Linked DNA regions of Homo sapiens: region 1 is linked to region 2. Evidence: chromatin contacts called from ENCODE Hi-C or POLR2A ChIA-PET data. All regions are on one chromosome and are shown on one strand. The core of a region is the stretch at or near the end of the contact, and the rest is flanking DNA. Distances in the headings are between cores, read along the strand shown.

What was found. A loop is a pair of places that touch in the nucleus more often than their neighbours do. ChIA-PET counts read pairs that join two places held with the same protein, here RNA polymerase II (POLR2A). Pooled maps may share reads with other maps.
Region 1: a loop to region 2 is called in a pooled map, with 2.2 times the contacts of the local background. The contact joins two enhancer-like sites. A Hi-C loop is called at or near these places in 1 of 168 maps with a recorded cell type or tissue (ascending aorta), 1 of 37 single-sample maps with no recorded cell type and 7 of 50 pooled maps. POLR2A ChIA-PET finds 5 or more read pairs at or near these places in 2 of 52 experiments (HEK293 and WTC11).

Annotation. Positions count from the first base shown.
Region 1 is chr1:3,112,194-3,114,893 of GRCh38, forward strand. The region is part of intron 1 of PRDM16 (PR/SET domain 16); the gene reads left to right. Among named protein-coding and RNA genes, the nearest start is that of MIR4251, 14 kb to the right of the region's middle. RefSeq lists enhancers at 1,458-2,034, 2,035-2,610. Within about 2 kb of position 1,318, at least 3 of the 41 ENCODE cell types and tissues checked have a DNase peak (open chromatin) inside an H3K27ac peak, as active enhancers do; they include ascending aorta, where a contact is called at or near this core.
Region 2 is chr1:3,282,743-3,285,442 of GRCh38, forward strand. All of the region lies in intron 3 of PRDM16 (PR/SET domain 16), which reads left to right. It overlaps LOC124903828 (collagen alpha-5(IV) chain-like), which reads left to right. Exons shown (of 2, transcript XM_047436627.1): 1 at 1-2,700. Among named protein-coding and RNA genes, the nearest start is that of MIR4251, 160 kb to the left of the region's middle. Within about 2 kb of position 1,394, at least 5 of the 41 ENCODE cell types and tissues checked have a DNase peak (open chromatin) inside an H3K27ac peak, as active enhancers do; they include ascending aorta, where a contact is called at or near this core.

The DNA of each region.
Region 1 (2,700 bases), core at 68-2,567, 170 kb before region 2:
CAGGGCATCACTTAAAAGGATTAAACGGACCTCGGAGGAGCCTCGGCGTTTCACCCGTGGTGACAAAAGGCAGAGGAAACAGAAGGGAGCACGGCTTTGTCCCCAAATTCCCACTTATACGAAATGATGAAATTTCAGGGCTGAGCATCCATCGTGGGCCCCGGGAACCGGCCTCTCAGCCTCTCTTTTCGCTTCTCTCTAGTCATAAGCATTATCTTGGTCTGTAAACATTCTTTTTTCAAGTAAGAGGAGCCCCGCGCTTGCACAGCCTGGGGTGCGGGAGGCAGTTTGCACGGGAAGGCTCTGTGTTCCCGGGCCGGCTTCGCCCCAGGGCCCCGCTCAGTGGCCTTCGCCTGGGGATTGATGTTTGCTGCCCTGACTCCAGCAGCCTGCAGCTCCAACCCACGCTGCTGGTGGAGGGAGCGTCTGTGGAGCCTGTCCTCCATCGCTGGTGCCCTGGCCGGGCCGCATTCCTGCAGACAGGGCCTTCCCACTTGCGTGGACCACCCCCTGCAGCCGGGCAGCTGCTCCCCGGTGAGGGTTTCTGCCAGCTAAGGGCATAGTCACCCTTGCATTGGCAAATCCGTCTGAGGTCTGCACTCCCCTAATTGGAGTCGCTCAGGGAGGCAAAGGGGTGGGCAGCCCCGAGGGCCCGCCTGGGCTCCAGCCCCATCATCCTCCTGTGGAACGGGGTCCCGGGCCATCCTTCTTGCGGGGAGAGCCTGTGGGAACTCACTGAGGTCACATGTGCAAAGGGCTCAGCTGGCAGTTACAAGGACTGGGGTGTGCTCCCTGTGCCATGCAAGTCTTCCCAGACTGGTGCAGGGCCTGCCATGGGGCACCCAGAGCCCCAGCTAGAAGCAGACCCAGGGAACAGCCAGCCTCTGTGATACTGGGGGGCCTCTTGTGGAGGGGGCTGTGGCCTGTGTGGCTCCAGCAGATCTGAGATATTACTGGGCCACAGGGACTCCACGGAGGGGGCTGGACACCCGTGCTGTGCACACTGCAATGTTCTCCCCCAAGCTCTGGTCAGCCCGTCTGCGGTGGCCTGGCTGTGGGCCACTGGAGGGAGCATCAGGTGCAGGGGAGTGGGAGGGGAAGCAGGACAGGGGCCCGGAGGAGACAGGACGGCTAGGGGATTGTGACCCTGGAACACAGTGGCTCCTTCACTGCAGGTCCCAGCCCGAGTGTGACTCAGTCCTCAGCTGGGCAGGGGAGGGCGTGGGGATGCCCAGGACCTGCACTTACTAGGTGCTTAGCAAAGGTGCCTAGAGAGGAAGGCTCGGAGGAAGGAGGGAGGGAGGGAGGGGAGGGGACGAGACAGACCCATTATGACCAAGGCCGAGGCCTGAGCCAGCGGGAGGGGCCTGCGTCCATGGCTGGCCTTGGCGTCACTGACACTTTGCTCCGAATAATCCCTTGTCTTGCTGGTCGTCCTGGGCACTGCAGGGCGCTGAGCAGCATTCCCGGCCCCCACCCACCAGACCAGGGTGGCTCCCCCTCAGAGCTGACCACCAAACACATCCCCAGACATGGCCGCGTGCCCCAGGGCAGAACCCCCGTCTGGGGGCCCTGGGCCAGAGGCAGAGGCTGCATCCTGGCAGGGAGGCCCAGACTCCCTCGAAGGTGCCCCTGTGTCTGCCTCCCTCAGGCCGGCTCTGGGCTCAGAAGCTCTGGAATCGAAGGAGTTAGATGCTTTCCCTTGAGAATATTTTCTGTTTCATTTTGAGGGAGAATTTTTTTCTTTTTTTTCTCTCCCACTCGGGATGTGAAGGACAAACACTGGAGTGGTTCCTCTGTTTTCTTTGGTTTTGTTTTTAAACCTACTAGTCATGTGCGGAGGAGTTTCAGGGACAAAGTTGCCAAGTTTTGAAGTGTAGATTTGTATTTGCATGTTCATTTGTGATGGCGCCGTGCTGCAGTAAGACAGCGGCGTGTATCTCTGCACACTGCACACACGCACACACACACGCACACACACGCACACACACGCACACACGCACACGCACGCACACACGCACACGAACACACACGCACACACGCAGTGTAAACATGCACACGCACGCGCACACGTACACACACGCACACACGCAGTGGAAACGCACACGCACGCACACACACGCACACACGCAGTGTAAACAGACGCGCACGCATGCACACATGCACACACGCACACACGCAGGTGTAAACAGACGCGCACGCACGCGCACACACACGCACACACATGCACACACCAGGTGTAAACAGACGCACACGCACACACACGCACACACGCAGTGTAAACAGACACGCACGCACGCACACACGCGCATGCACACACACATGAACACACGCACACATGCACACATGAACACACACACGTGCACAAACAAGCACACACTTGCACACACAAGAACACACGTGCACATGCACACACGTGCATACACACATGAACACACACATATGTGCAAGCACACACACGTGCACACACAAACACACATGCACACATGCACCCGGGTGCACACACACACAGAGGGAAGGCACCCTCCTGCAGCCGGGTAGATGGTGGGGTGCAGGCCCCTGACGGGGAGCTCCTGCGCTTCACCAAACAGCCACCACTCCCAGCCCTGCCCAGACCATCCCAGGTCAGCCCTGCAATTGATCTCCAGAGTCCCAGATGTTGTGGGAAGGGGAGGAAGAGGCCCTGGCCGGGATGCAGGA
Region 2 (2,700 bases), core at 144-2,643:
CTTTCTCCCTAGGGAGGAGACACTGTTGTCCGTCTGAAGCCTGGCGAACGTGGGACACAGGAGGCAGCCGTGGCCGGAGGGGCACGAGGGTGGTGGGCAGCCAGCGCTAGCCCAAGCTCCCGGGGTCACTCCAAGGAGTAGTGAGGGCTCCCCTGCAGGTGCAGTGAGAGGCGTGGTAGTATTAGGGCGGTTAGAGGAGGGGCGTCTCCCTTCCCTTCCTTCTGAGTTTTCTTTGACACTGTCATCTTTCAGTGCAGAGTCAATGCTGCAGAAGGCTCCCTGTGAGACAGGCGAGGCTGTGAGGCCGGGTGGGAGGCAGCGCTTCCCGAGCAGGTGCGGGGTGCGTCTTCACTCTGCCCCTCCCGACACTTGGTTTTGGAGGGGTCTGACCCAGTGGCCGGGCTCATGGGTGGGAACTGGCCAGCCAGCCCCTCGTCACCTTCCCTCCTGCTTGGGCTCCACAGCATATCCCAGGCACAGCTGCCCATTAGAGGCGGGGCTGTCCCTGCAATGGAGGTGCCAGGGAATGTCTGTCCAGGCCTTGGCCAGGGCCCGGGGTGGCTGCAAATGGCCTTAGGCCAATGAAGGACACAGCTGCCCCCCAACCTTGTTCATTCTCCAATGCCCCTCCCTCTGTCCCTCTCTCCCTCCCTCCCTCCTGCAGCCAGACCCTGGAGGTGGGCTCCATGGCATAGGACAGCCCCAGGCAGACCCAACTCACCCACTCCCCAGAGTGGAAAGAACAGCCTCTGCCCCACACTGCGCGGTGCCCCTAGGTCCACAGCAGAGACAGACACACAGAAGAGAGGGGACGGACAGCGAAGGGTTACGGGGACCAGACCTCAAGGTCAGAGGAAGAGAGAGGGGACGGTCAGCAAAGGGTTACGGGGACCAGACCTCAAGGTCAGAGGAAGAGACAGGGGGTGGTCAGCGAAGGGTTATGGGGACCAGACCTCAAGGTCAGAGGAAGAGAGACGGGGCGGTCAGCGAAGGGTTATGGGGACCAGACCTCAAGGTCAAAGGAAGAGTATATTTCCCGCCTGCTTCCCCCAGCATCTTCCAGCAAAGCCGGCTGGTGGTGTTGCGGCCACACAGCCTCCCCGACCAACATCCAAGCCTGCAAAGCTAAGAGGTTAGGATCTGCAGGAGCCCAGGTGCCTCCGCGGGAGGAATGTGGCTCAGATTCGGGGGACCGGTGCGCGGTGTGTCCAGGAGACGCAGGCACATCGCAGGGTTGGAAGTGCGCTGGGGGCCTGGCCTGTGGTCCTGGCTGGGATGCCGCCATCCTAGGGTAGCGGGCCTGGGGGGGCCTGGAGCTGGGGGCCATCCTCCCATGGCCTGGGCCTGGGGCAGGGGCTGCTGCCCGCCACCCGCCACCCGTAGCCCGCCCGGGAAGCTGGGGTGGAGGCGCCCTCTATCGCCTGCCTGGGGGACATCTCGCCAAAGCACACCGGTTTGCAAAGGCAAACCGACATTAAGCGTCCCAGGTTCCCCAGACATTATCTGCCTTTTGGGAACCTTTAAAATAAAGAGTCAAACGTTTTCGGCCCCTGTCTGGCTTTTTATGTAAACTGAGTGGTTCCTGGAGTGTGTTTTTTAAAGTGTTAAGATGGCAGTATTTATCTGGAGGGGGAGGGAGGAAGAGCCAGGTGGGCGTTCTCCTATTAGGCCAGAATTTTCAGAGAAAACCAGTGTAAGGCGTGGCCAAAATGATGAGTTTGTTTCCCGGTGGCCTAGGAGTCTGTCCAGAGCAAAGCAACTGCCAGGTGGGCTTCTCCTGGCACTGTCGCCGTGAAGCCTTCGGGAGCCAGGACCTGCCAGCAGCCAGAGTTCAGCCCTGCAGGGAAAGGGGCGGCCAGGGGGAGCCCCACACCCTGAGAACGTGGGAGTGCGGTCTTGATACAGATCATCTTCAGATAGACTCTGTGGCCTTATGATGGGGAATCTGAGGGTTCATTCTCAGCCAGAGAGGAGGATAAGGGGTGTTGCTTCTAGAAACGGCCATGCGTCTTGGGGGCTTCACGGAGCACCTGTGAGCCTGGGGTGGCCAAGCCTGGGAAACCCAGCGTGGTCCCGCCCAGGCCAGGGCAGAGCAGAGAAGGGTCAGAGCTGGAGGCCGGGCTGAGGAGTCTGCAGCCGCCAGGGCAGCTTCCGAGCTTGGTGCACCTACTCACCACGCTGGCCCTTCCTGGGCTGTAAGCCCTGAGTGACCTGCTCCCCTCTGGGCCCGGGCTTTCGGAGGCGAATGTTGGTAGGTTTCTCTGGCCGGTATAGCCCTTGAGCATGGAACGCTTCACCTGGTGCCCTGGACGGGGTGCAAGGGAGGCAGGCTGGCACTCTCTGGCCCCCCCAAGTTCTGGGCCAGCCCCCAGCATTTCCTGCTGAGAGTCCCAAGGTCCTTGGTGAGGTTTTCAGAGCCCACTGGGCAAACCTAGGGTGAGGTGGGCTGTGTGGACTGCAGCCAGGAGCAAAGTCTGGCCTGGGGCACCCCAGCCCTCTGGCCCCAGCCCCGTGGAGGCCCCTGCCTCTCCCCTCCAGCTGGCCACCTGGGCGTTCTGATTACCTCTCCAGGTGTGGCTGGGAAAGCAGCTCTGCCCTCTGCCCTCACCCCATTGTTCCCCAGGCTCTGCCTTTCAGGTCGTTTTACGTTTTCACCTGATCCCTGTGATGCTGCAAAGCATTCCCAGGCCACTGAGCAGC